3 separate regions of the Mus musculus genome follow, and regions 2 and 3 are each linked to region 1. Evidence: chromatin contacts called from ENCODE Hi-C or POLR2A ChIA-PET data. All regions are on one chromosome and are shown on one strand. The core of a region is the stretch at or near the end of the contact, and the rest is flanking DNA. Distances in the headings are between cores, read along the strand shown.

Region 1 (4,066 bases), core at 1,198-3,697:
GAGGTTAGTTTTTACCCAAAGTTTTTACATGCAAACCCAACTGAATATTCTCAGTGGATGGGGGGGGGGGTGTCAGGGCATTTCAGACATGCCTCCAGAAAGATCTTCTATACAAAGTTCAGATTCAGGTTTGCTAGTCCTTCCCTCAGGTGAAGATATTCCTATGCTTTGGTAAAGTAATTAGCAATCTGGATTTTAAATCCACTGCTCTCTGGGAACAGAAAGAGTACCTACAACTCAGAACTTCATTAAAACTGAACAAGTTTAAAGGAAACGGCTACAAATATCATATAAAGTACAGAGCCTTTAAGGGCTCACAAAGGATTCTCGTGTGCATGATTCCAAAGAGTAAAAGGAAGTTCTCTCAAACTTAGACAAGGATTGGTACTAGAGGAAAACTTCCGAGCAGAAATACTTAGTGTCAGAAATAAAGTCCACCTAAAGCATGTGTGTCTGGGCATGAAACCACCTAAACAGGCAGAATACAAAACAGCGGGAGACAAATGGACTCAGCCACCGCTCAGTGATTAGTATATGGGAATAGATCTGTAGACAAATAGTAATACTAGCCAGGGGAAGAAAAGGCGTGCAACTGGCTTTAATAATGTTCTGTAAAATGCCGTTACAAGAAACTCTCCAGCTCTAAGGAGATATATTTCATACTTTGTTTTGATCCCTCCATTAACACAGGATCCAACAACTACAAATGTTCACGAAGTACATAAAAATTAATAAAACAGGCCACTTTCTGCCACTTTAATCCTGGATACACAGGATTATTTTATGATGTCTTTTGTACATCAGTTTTACAACAGCTTGACTCTAGGGTAAATGGGAAGCATCATAAATCGCACGCTGCTTTCAAAACCTCTTTAATTTCTGTCAGCATTACTGTAACCGCAGTCCTGGGTGCATTTTGTATGTGTGTATGTCTGCATTTGACAGTACCATCTCCTACATTCCAGTTGTGACTTTGATCTCTGAAACAAGAGATGTCACATCAGGGGGAAGGGAAGAGGAAAAAAAAATGTCAACCTGCTATCACCCCGTTTCTTATACATCCCATGTACATAGGGCCCACTTTGTATCAGAGCCCCCAAGTGGGGCTAACAACAGCGACACTGGGTGGTAGGGAACTCCAAGAAAAAAAGAGTGGTCAAGCCCCATTTCTAACAAATGACTTCCCGAAAGCAGACAGTGAGGCTCATCACTGGGTGAACTAATTGCCTGCTTCCTCGCTGCAGAGAAGCCGTCCCTTCCAGGGACTGGGCTGGAGTCCCCCTGCGCTGTGCCATCCCTTTTCCACCACCACTTGGCACTTACAAGTTTTGTTTTGTTTTAATCTTCGCCTCATCCCACGGGAGATTCCGTCTAGTTTTGTCCTGAGCTCCACCACTACTGTATATATATATATATGTTTTTAAATTCTGCCCCCCTTTCAGGTCTCAAATCCCACCGTCCAGTCGGCGTGTAAGCGCAGTGGGCCGGCTGCTTCAGAACCGCACTTCGGGAAAGCACACACGTGTCTGTCTAGCGGGATTTGACTGGCCGCGTCCGCGTCCTCCGCAGCCGCGCGGGCATCGCTGCGGTCCCCACGCGGGCCGCGGGCCGCGCCCCGGCACCCATGCCCAGCCGCCGCTCAGGGCTCTCAACAGGCCGGCAAGTTGGGAAAGTTGCCGCGGGTCCCGGCAGCCCCGTGCATCCCGGGTCCCCGTGTCCCGCGCCCTCCCCGAGGGCTCCCCGGTCCCCAGAGTCCCCGACTGGCCGCCGCTCACCTAAGGCGCGGGGAGCCCTCGCTCCCGTCCGCCTGCCCGCCCGCTCGCCCTCCCGCAGCCGCCTCGAGAACTTGGGGCCAAGTTGGGGGAGTGGGGGGTGGATTTCGGGAGCGCCGCCGGCTGCCCGCCTCCTCACGCCGCGGCGCTAGAGGAGAACGCGGCCCGCCGCGGCCCCGGGGCGTCCCGCCCGGGTCTGTCCCTACCAAGTGCAGACGCAAGCGGAGAGGAGGTGGAAACTTCTTACCATCTCGGCATGCTGGTTGTCAAGTGCAGCCCCCGCCTCTTGGTCTCCTCTTAGCGGCCGCGCCTGGACCAGCCCCTCGGCCGCCTCAGCTCGCCGCTCGGCCTGCTCCCTCCCCCGCCCGGCCGCTCCGGGCCGCGCTCGCCGCCCGCGCCACTCCCCACCCGCCCGCGCGCGCCCTCGCCGCGGCCCCTCGGCGCTCAGGTGACTGATTTACACCCGCGCCCAGGGTCGCGCTCGCTCCCTCGAGCCGGCGCTCCGAGTTGTCCCGCTCCTCCCCGGGCAGAGGGAGAAAAGAAAAAAAGGGAACGGACTGTCCGGGAGGGGGGCTGCTGGCGAGGCGGGGTGCGCGCGGCGGCGCGGGGGGGACCGGTGGCCGCGCCGGCACAAGTTTCTGCTCCCGGCGCAACTGTCCGGACTAGGGTGTTCGCCGCCTGTTTTGTTGTTGTCCTCAAGCTTTTCTAGGGGCTTCGGGGAGGATGTCTAGCCCTCCCCCACCCCCACCTCGCTAGACACACACCCCCTCTTCCGTGGATGGAAAAACAACTTTGGCGCCCCCCGGGGGGTGCGGGCGTGGAAGTGGAGGTGGCGGCCAGCGCCCAGCTGTCAACAAGGGGGAAAAATGCGAGGAGCCGGGAGGGGAGAGGGAAGGCTGCGAGCCGCCGCCGAGCACCGGGCGCGAACTTTATTCCGACTGCGGCGCAGCGCCTCCGCTCCGGGCTTCTCCCACTCTCGGTCTGCTCGGCCCGGCTCTGGTCTGCCTTGGGCGGCGCCGGAGTGAAGGCAGGGGAAGCCCGGGGACCGTGACGCGCCCGGGGACCCGGGGCAGAAAGTTGCGCACAGCTAGGGGCGAAAAGTTTCTGGGAGCGGCGGCTTTGGTGCCGGCCCAGACGGCGGCTTGCGGCCAGGGCTTCCTTCCCCTTCTAGGTCTGGGCCTGGAGCTGCAGCTGGCGGGGGAGAGGAAGGAGACTGCCACCCTAGCGGGCGCCCGCGACGGACACCAGTCACACGTGTGGGGTGACACTCAGACGACCCGAGTTGCCCTGCTTTAAGACACGGGTTGCCGGCGGCAGGCTCGGCACGCAGCCGCCAGCGGTTGAAGGACACTTCTTAAATGGAAGCAAAACACAGTCGGGCTGCAAGATTCGGGGGGGAGGGGGGAGACTTAATCATCCTCATCTTTCTAATGTACACCGTGTGCCAAAACCGTCTCCGCCTCGTGCAGATTTATCATCGCTAGAGCAAACTTTTTGCTTATCTGTCTCGGGAGGAAAGCACAGGTTTCTAGCACACTCTTGAGCTCTAAGAAATCAGAGAATCCTGCGGAAGATTTGGTTGGCTGAAAACAGGTTTGATTACTGTTTCTTCCTGAAAAGAGTAACTCGTCCCTCCTTCCATTCTCTCTTTCCCCAAGCAGAGGGAGAAGCCTCATAATTTCATTCAGAGGTCAGAATTAAATTCCTCCGAAAATATGTAGACTTGGAATTTAGGACACACTCACACACATACACACACCGTCATAAGTTTAATGTATATTCACAATGGTTAAGCTTAATTTTTTTTTCAGGATCCATGGCTGACTAGATCCCAAGTAGCAACAGCTGGCCTGAGAATGTGAGTTAGCTTATCCACGTGGATCCAGCCTTTTTTTTTTTTTCTTTTTTTTTTAAACATTAGGGCCACCAGCACCTGCAGTTCCTTGTACTAGTTGGGTTCAAATTCCTGACTCCTCCTAGGCCCATGCAAAGCAGATTGGTAGTCACTTCAGAATCTGTCGATTCTATGCAGGAAACACTATAGACTTTAGGCACATGTTTATCTCTTAAATTTTCTAATGAGTGACAGTTGCTGTGGGACAAATTACGGGTTAGGTATCTAACCGTTATCCAATATGTTTAAATGCATGTTATCAAAGTAGGCTCATCGTCAAATGATTTGATTAAGGTGTGGAGCATATTCTCTTGTTCTCTAAGCAGAACTATGACGTCATTCTGTAGCAACTGATTACCCGAGAGATAATGGTGACCAAATGTTCATTCTGAGGTCCTAG
Region 2 (4,419 bases), core at 1,855-4,354, 130 kb before region 1:
CCTATCTAGAAAATGATTTCTCTGGTGATAACTAACACATCATGCTAATGAGAGAATCTAATACACAATAGAAAAATGTCACTACTAATAATATTTGCATGAAGTTAAATAAAGCAACTGTAAGAGAATGTCAGACAGTTGTTCTTTAATAAGACACAGTTTCACAATGAAATTATGTTGTTAATTTTGTTACATCATTGGGTGAATCCTAAATTACTCCATAATGATGCACAGCATCATTTATAATTCTAACTTAGTATTTCACTCTACTCTGAAAAGAGACCTTATTAAGGGATCTGCATTTTATTTGAAACAGGTTAAGTATACCTGGGCAATAATAAAAGGTATACAGCTCTGGTAATACGGGAAAAGTGTACTACCACCATTACCTGTACAGTGTAATTTCTTAAAAAGATTTCCATTAGATCAAACTATACCTTCTCTTGAAGGAAGCTGTAAAGATTTTATTTGCTACTTTCTCAAACACACAAACATGTACAAAATATGTAGAAAAATCAGCTTCCAAAATATGATTAAAAAAAATATCTTCAAAAAGCAAGCTCCTTTCTCCCTACCACCTCCCCATTTGTCTTTTTAACAATACCTTATGAGAGTTATCCTGAGAAAAATAACCTTTGAGGCTTTGGAGATAAGGAAAAAGAGAAAACGGTTTTGGACATTATCAATTCATAACTGAATCCAGAACTCTCAGTTACAAACGTCAACAGCTATACCTTTCAAGGCTCTCAAGTATCTGTCTATAAGAAAATGTTATGTTTCTAAACAACAACAACAACAACAACAACAACAAATCACACTTTGATTTTAAAGAAAATAATGTAAGGTAGGGTGATGAAGTCAGGAAGTCCCATTTAAAGCTTTAAGGGGGACAGACTTAACTGAGTCTGAGTCAAATCATTTGCTAATGTTAGATAAAAGGAAAGATTTGCAGTTAAGGATATCTAACTTCATTCAGAGGAAATGCAAGATACAGATTGTCCCATGCCTCTGCCTAGCTTACTTTTAGAAGACACAGACCTAGCTTATTAAACTTCAGTGTTCATCAGACATTCCCAAGCATACGTTTTCTGTAGCTAACACCATACGTGCTGAGTTCTCTACAGCTCAGTCTTTAAACATCATACACTAGCTCTATTAATCAGTCTTGTCTAACACTTAACAAGGTAGTCAAGGAAATGTAAGTTTTTATTCTACTATAGAAAACGGTGAAAAACTGTATTTAATAGATTTCATTTGCTCCATTAGCTAAATTTTTACTTAGAGATTAAAATAATCAAGCAGAAAAGCCTCTTTTATCATTAAAAAATTAGATATATAGAATTCTGCATACTTGATTAAATTAGAAAACAACTTTTTATCTTTAGCAAAAGCTGGCTTAATGTGGGTATAGAAACTATTATTCTTCTAAATTGTTGACTTTAAAAGAGCATTTCAGAAACTATCACACACACACATGCACACACTCTCCCACTCACACACTCTTAACTAGTGCTGCTGATCCATTACACATAAGGAAAAAGCCGCATTAAGCATGCACAGCACAGACCTGTATTTAGACAGACTTTGAATTTAAGACTACACAACCTGAAATGGCATCCTGGAAGAGAAAGAAAAGCACGTACACACATGTAAACACATACTCCCTCTTTTACGACTTCCAAAATGCACAAAAGGTAAATATTTAGTAACTGTGAAAGTTAATGGGAGGCTGAGCATCACTAACAACACCAAAACAGCAACAACCAATAATAAAGAAACAACAGTAAAATGGTCTCGTCCAAGATTGTGATTCTCATCCTTTGTCATGGTGCTCTGTGTTATAATCTGTCCACTAAGCATGGATGCCTTGCCTGTGCCTTTATTCTCCTCACAGGCACTGATGCTCACCATACACATGCATTCACACAGGTACATACAAAACACATCTCTGTAGCCCCCACAAACAAGCACACAGAAAACACCATGGTGGGCTGATCATACAAGTTTCTCTATGAGAAATTTAAATTATTTCCCTAATTCTGAACTATTTCTGTGTAATTTGCTTTTATTTCTTTTAATCCTAAATGTTTTCCACCACTTAAAGTCTCCTTAGATGCAAATCTACTTGGAAATGGGCTAGTGCCCAAGCAGCAATCTAACGCCATCTATGTGGTTCAATAGCCATTTATCAATTGATCATTATCTCTATCTGTTTTATTAACTCTTTTTTCACTAGAGGGAAAAACCTAAAGCAATGTAACCTTTCAAAGCATGCACGTACATACACATGCCACTAACTCCAGGGAAACCCGGGTGGGTGAGATCCCAATGTTAAAGTGGGACACACGTTATTAGGTTCTAAGGTTAGTGAAAACACACTCTGTTCCAACAACCACAAGAGAGCCACCCAGACAGAAAAGTGCTTCAGAAAAGCACCTCGCAAAGCCTTGTGCAGACACAAGGAGCATCTCTGCCAGACAAGAAAGGAACTTTTCAGGAAAAAAAAAAAAAAAAAAAAAAGCTTACACATAAAGAGTTGCTTACTGGGTTTATGTTGATTGCATTTAAATCCCAGCTTACTGGATCAGCAGTTATCAGGGTCCCTCTACAGGATGTCAAAATACACCTTATTCAAATACATTTCTCCAATCTAAAACTGGTTGATAAAACTGTTTACCAGTTAAATGTTACAAGAGCCGGGCTTTATGCACTCTCTGGCAAATGTTATTTCTAAACTTGTGACAGTTTACAGCCTTGAAAATTGTTTTATTTCATTACCAAACATTTAAAAATCTACCCCCAAAGTATTCAATTTCCGAGAACTCTCACATACAAAAGAGATCTATTAAATAGCAGTTGCAGTTATTTTAAATGAGTGGGGCAAGACCAATCTTTAAACAACCGCCATCTACTTAACATCCCAGTATATTTGTCAGTACTACTTTGGTGCTGCATGGATGATAAACTAACTCTTGCTTTGTATGGGTTTGGGGTAGGCTTCTGAAAAGCAAGACGTGTCTAGGAGGGAGGCACCAGGGAACTTCCCTCCCTCACTTGAGCACAGTCCAAGAGGAAAGTTTCTGGGTTGTTTCCCCTTCGCTTCCTCTTACCCTCGCTCCCCCGCGGAGCCGGAGAGCCAGCAATTGTGCAAGAGGAGCCGGGCGCGCAGGGCGCAAATCACCGAGCGCTTGGTACGGACGGCTGCGGGTGATTAATTATCCGTCCGCTGCCCTGGCGCTCTCCGGGCGGCTCTCCCGGCAGGGTAGCAGCCGAGCTGCCGGCGGCGGCTGAGCGAGAAGCGGCTCTGGGAGAACGCAGGGGCCGCGCCGAGTGTGAGTGCACCGCGCCGGGCGGCGGGCGGCGGGCGGGTGGCGAGCCGAGCGGGCTGCGCCGCGGCCAAGGGAGCAAGGGGAGAGTGAAGCCACCGCGAGCCGGAACGGAGGCCGAGAGCAAGCGGGAGCGCAGCCTGCCGCCCTCCGGGTTGACCCGGCCGGCAGGGAAGCCTGCACAGCCTCGCTCAGGTCTGAGTCCAGCTGCTCCAGACACCAGAAGTCAGACCCGCTGCTGTGAGGGGCCCGCGCTTTAGGACTGTTCGCTTGCAAAGACCTACTTCGAGACAGCAGACACTTTGACCAAGTCTTTCACATACTCAGAAAGATACATTTGTTGAGTAGTGGCTTTTTCTCTTTTTAGCGGGAAACAAAGAAATAAATTAAGGCTTCGCAGGACCCAGGCTACACACGGTGAAACTTTGCAGCAAATGCCTTTGCTTTCTCTAACTTCGATGTCCTTTCCCCCCTTTTCCTTAAGGACCCTTGGGGAAGCCAGGAAGTAACACTGCACAATCCAGTAGCACAGAAATGACAATGTATATATTTTTAAATTTCAGAAACATTTAGAAAGAAAAGTAGCAGGAAGAAAAGGGCACATAACAACTCGAGGTTTCTTTAAAAAAAAAATGAAAGTAACTTACCTGTTGGGACATTCTGAATAAGAGGTTAGTGTCAGCGTTTTGCCATGTCCCCATGAACCCTGGTTCAGCCGCAGTTGTTCTGGTTCCGAACTGCATGGAGTTGTCAGTACAGGAGTCTCTTAAAGTCAAGTCTCTTGCCCTCTTTGGCTCTCTGTCTCTCTGTGTGTCTCTTTCTCTCACATCCACTTCTGCCTCTTCTGACTGAAAAGTGAAGGTGGATTTTTTGAGCTTCTTGGCAGCCAGTAGCAGGAGTATACTGTAGTTAAGAAGCTGGCTGAACTGTGCGTTTCATTTGGGAAGGGGGAGATCTGGGGGAGGGGGGTCAGAGCTTCCTTCGCACCTTCTGCACAGATATCCCTATCATTTATGCATAGATTGTGACTCCCCTAGCTTGCCTTTGCTCGGTTTAACAGCTGCCTGTCAGGTGTGCAGGCTGCACTGGAGAC
Region 3 (4,294 bases), core at 1,639-4,138, 150 kb before region 1:
GGTCATCAGAGAGGCTTGTGCTCATACCTGATGAGAACAGATGTGGATTACATCACTCAGAGCTCAGGCAATCCCTGGGGAAGTGGGGGTAGGTGGTATGTGGTAGGACACTTAGGAGCCAGAGTGGTCCTGGAGAACATGGCCCACAGAACCAACTAAGCAGGCCTCACAGGGTTCACAGAGACAGAAGCTCCAATCACAGAACCTGAATGGGTCTAGGATATGTCCTCTGTGTATACCTTGTGGTTGTTTAGCTTAGGGTTTTTGTAAGACTCCTAACAGTGGGAGTGGGGGGTGGGGGTGTGTCTCTGACATTTTTGTCTGCTCTTAGGACCCTTTTCCTCCTACTGGGTTGCCTTGTCCAGCCTTGATATAAACGTTTGTGCCTCTTCTTATTGCAATGTGTTAGATCATGTTTGGCTGATATCCCTGGGAGATCTGTTCTCTTCTGAAGGGAAATGAGGAGCAGTGGATCTGGGGGAGAGGAACTGGGAGGAATGGAGGGAGGGGAGGAATTGCATGAGAGAAGAATAAATGAAAGGAAAAGGAGAAATGTTCAAAAAAGTACAAATAATTTCCAGAAGGGCCAAGCGATTTCTACAACTCACTTGTTCCGGCTTTTTATCTAGCACAAATAGGAAATGTTTAAAATTTAAGCAAATGGTTAAGACTGGCGATACAAGGATAAGTAGGTGCAATAGAATTTGTCACAGAGGGTATCACAGAAAGACGGAGATGATTTTGGACCTCCCGGACCTGGTAACACTGTTCTCTCCCTTCCTACAGGTGAAGGAAGAAATGCTTTCCTAAAGCTTTACTCCGTTGTTTCTAAACAGTCAAGCTTCCCTAGGGACCAAAGCTACAGAACAACTCAAGGGGCTACAGACTATGAAGGCCCTACAACAAGCCACAACCTCTAGCGTGTATTCTTCTTTTCCCTTCCTCAAGGTTAATATCCTGTCTCCATCATAGAATCAAAGATGAGCTCAGTAGTACAAGACTCTCTGAACAAATGATCCTGGTTTCAATCTCAATTACTGAATGGGTACATGACTGAAAGAATTAATGAATTCATTTATTTCCTTAAAAAAAAAAAATGTGTGCTGGGAATGCATCATCCTAGGACTCAAGAGGCTAAGGCAGAAGAGCTTGAGTCAGAGACCTTCTGGGCAACAGCATGAGACACTGTCCAAAATCCTAGGCAAGAAAGGTCAGCGCTGAAGGGTCTTATCCAAGGTCACGTGACGGGGGAGGTTCCTGAATGACATCACAGCAGGAGCATCCGCACTCAGGGCCAGTTTGTTATCCCAGGAAGCTCCCAATATGCTAATGGCTGGCAAAAGGGACAAAAAAGCGCTCAAAGGACAGACACTGATTTGTTTTTAATGAAATCTGACTTGGGGAAAACCATCCTGCCTTGGCTGAAATGTTCTTATTAGAGAGATTTAATGTTGGTGTCATTTCACTCTTTCCTTCTTGGAAAATAAGAGGAAACTTTTAATAAATCAGATTGGAAAGGACTGAGCAGAGCTACAACATCCTTTTCATAATTAAAAAAAAATGCTTCCATGATTAGAACTATCAACTATATTTCCAGATAAACTAAATGCACATGAAAGGTTATTTGACACTTTTATTTTCACACCCTGTGGGGGGGGGGGACAACTTTAAAACTGGTTATAATAAATAATAAAACAGAAAGGAAAAAAAAACAAATACCAGCAAAACCCTACATTTTAAAATCCCCGACTGGAAACCAGAGTCAGCCAAACTCTACTATCACCTGAGCAGCCACAGAGTAAAAGGAGCCAACTCTGTGGGGACCACAAGAGCTTAGGGAAGACGGTTAGTATATGAATATGTCTTACATGTGAAGCATCAAGTCCACATATAAATCTCGATTTTGTTGTAAAGTTGATTGCTTGCTAGTTTAAGACTTCCCATAAACAATGTCAATATATCTGTTTAAAAAGAACAAACCATCATACAAACACCACTAATCAGATTAAACTCTGGAGGTCTATTTTGACAAAATCATTTTATAAAAATGTACAAATCAAGCCCTTAAAATTCTACATAAATAGGGTACACTGGCTTACTCATGCCTCATTTTTTGTACAATATTCATGTTAAATTTCCGTTATATTCTGGAAGTATTTTAACATTTGGAAACATAGAGAAACTGGCAATTCAGAACTACAGCTCAAACTATGACTTTTCTTAAGCTATAGCTCTCCTCTTCACAGGGAGAAACCCAAATGCTTTACAAAGGTAGAGAGCAAGAGGAAACTGTTCCATCAGTGCACATTTTAATCTCTTACAAATGAACCGGATCATGAAAGAGTCCTGAGTGTTATTTGTAACGCTCACAAATACAAGCTATCAGTCCTCGGCAGGCAACTGTATGTTTGAAACAATAAAGGAGGCAGAAACACTCCTTGAGAGGGGCAAGGGAGGGACAGTGTGCAAAATCAGAGGTCATTGTTGAGGCCTGTACCCTCAACCTGAGGCTCCACGCAAGGTTTCATAGCACTCTTCCTTCCAGATACTCAATAACTTCCCTGTTTAAACTGCTCAAATTCCAGAATTCCTGGTTTTAAATCACGATGGAAAAGTCTGGAGAGAATTGAATTAGAATGGCTCAGGATAGCCTTTCTAAATGCAGGAGTGTTGGGGGGGGGGGGAGAACACAAGCGAGCACATACTTAAATTTGTTTTGTTTTAACTCAGACCTTCTGCATTCCAAAATTGTATGCCTCTGACTAATATAAACCGTTGTTATAGAGAAGCAGTTAAGGGGAGGGGGGGAGAGCCAGGGAGAAGGAATGGGGGAGTGGTAATGGTAACACACAGTACCATGAGCTGCAGAGGCCTCCCAGTCAGTGGTGCAAGGTTAACAGAGCAGTCCCGCTGGCCTTCAGGCAGACAGCAAAAACAGCCTGGGGAAAGGGGGACAGGGATGGCGGCCAGGGAGGGGGAGCCCTGCTTGGGCAGTTTACACAAGGCAGCTCAGCTCCTTTCTGGCTCATTCCTCCTCTCTATCTGCCGGCCTCTGTGTGTGTGTCTTGTCATATTTTCTTCAGCTGCTAATTGTCCGGACTACAAGACTTTAAACAGCCACAGTTGAAGAAAAAAAGTGAAACCCTTCTAAGTGACCATCAGAGCAAATCAGCTTCATGCTGATGGGTAAAATTTTCCAAGGGAAGTGTCCTTCTGATAGTTCCTGCGCCTCCAAGTCACCCCACCCCCAACCCCACCTCTGCCACACACACTCCCCTGGAGGGCTAAATGCACTGTGGCAATAAAACATTCATGCGACTTGGAATTTTAACACAATGCCATTTCCCTAGTTTAACCTGAAAGGAATGCACTAGTCACAACAGACTACATCATCCTGCCATTAAACCCTGCCAAGGAACCACTTTTTGGCCATGCTGGGCCAGCTTTGACGGGAAAGGAGTACACAGACCCACACACTGAGCACAGAGGGGCCACCTCTGCTTCCTCAGCCTTATCCAGAAACACCCTGCCCTTGAACATGACTCCTGACCTCTTGCATTGTGACTGGCTTGGGAGGCATGTGTCACCCTGGAACTTCTGTACAGCCACACACTGAGCAGGCCATTTGTGGATCCCTCTGAACAAGTCCTTGGGCAGATGCCAGCATCCTCTCTTATTACTACTGCTACCATTCAGGACCCTATGGCTTCGCAGAAGGAGGCTTTCTCCTGGGCTAGATAATGCTGTGAGATGCTGTGGGGCTTACTTTCCTCTGTTTTGTGCTTTTTTAAGAAACAAACTTCACTTTGCATTCATAATTAGGTTATGATTACTGACATGACCATTTGCTTTGGGGACTCCTTAGCGAAGGTGCCAGTTCTTTCACATTTAAGTGACATTTAATTTAGACTTACAAAATACAAAACAGAAATAATTCTGATGTCTCCTGACAATTTTAGAAGAAAATTTTTAGAAGAAAAAAAAAAATCAAAGGTGAAGAATTCTAAAACACGAAGTTAACCATATCACATAGCTAAAGCCTTATCACAACAGAAGCAAGCAACTGTACCGGATTTAAATCTGAACTTCTTGACTCATTACTTGTGAAGATCATGCTTGCAAGCAATGTAAACAAAAAGCAAGCGAAGGAACAAGACAACACACGCCTGCCCCTAATGAGGAGTTGAAGTCACACGCACTGGGCTGGGGATGCAGCAGAGGCATCCAGCATTGGCAAAGCCCTGAGTTCAATCATCAGCATGGTAAAAATGCATAAATCAGTAAGAATAAAATC

The links. Hi-C counts contacts between places; a loop is a spot of excess contacts on that map. ChIA-PET counts read pairs that join two places held with the same protein, here RNA polymerase II (POLR2A).
Region 2: a map of heart shows a loop between it and region 1 (7-fold over the local background). The contact joins the enhancer-like site here to the promoter of Bnc2 in region 1. A Hi-C loop is called at or near these places in 8 of 37 maps with a recorded cell type or tissue (Patski, gastrocnemius, heart and 1 more). POLR2A ChIA-PET finds 5 or more read pairs at or near these places in 2 of 5 experiments (Patski and embryonic stem cell).
Region 3: POLR2A ChIA-PET joins it to region 1 with 43 read pairs in Patski. The contact joins the enhancer-like site here to the promoter of Bnc2 in region 1. POLR2A ChIA-PET finds 5 or more read pairs at or near these places in 2 of 5 experiments (Patski and embryonic stem cell).

The regions. Positions count from the first base shown.
Region 1 is chr4:84,672,956-84,677,021 of GRCm38, forward strand. It overlaps Bnc2 (basonuclin 2), which reads right to left and starts at 2,448. Exons shown (of 7, transcript NM_001369083.1): 1 at 2,020-2,448. The coding sequence starts at 2,022.
Region 2 is chr4:84,542,232-84,546,650 of GRCm38, forward strand. It overlaps Bnc2 (basonuclin 2), which reads right to left. Exons shown (of 7, transcript NM_001369083.1): 3 at 3,974-4,174. Among named protein-coding and RNA genes, the nearest start is that of Bnc2, 130 kb to the right of the region's middle. Within about 2 kb of position 3,105, at least 1 of the 3 ENCODE cell types and tissues checked has a DNase peak (open chromatin) inside an H3K27ac peak, as active enhancers do; it is heart, where a contact is called at or near this core.
Region 3 is chr4:84,520,508-84,524,801 of GRCm38, forward strand. All of the region lies in intron 3 of Bnc2 (basonuclin 2), which reads right to left. Among named protein-coding and RNA genes, the nearest start is that of Bnc2, 150 kb to the right of the region's middle. Within about 2 kb of position 2,889, at least 1 of the 3 ENCODE cell types and tissues checked has a DNase peak (open chromatin) inside an H3K27ac peak, as active enhancers do.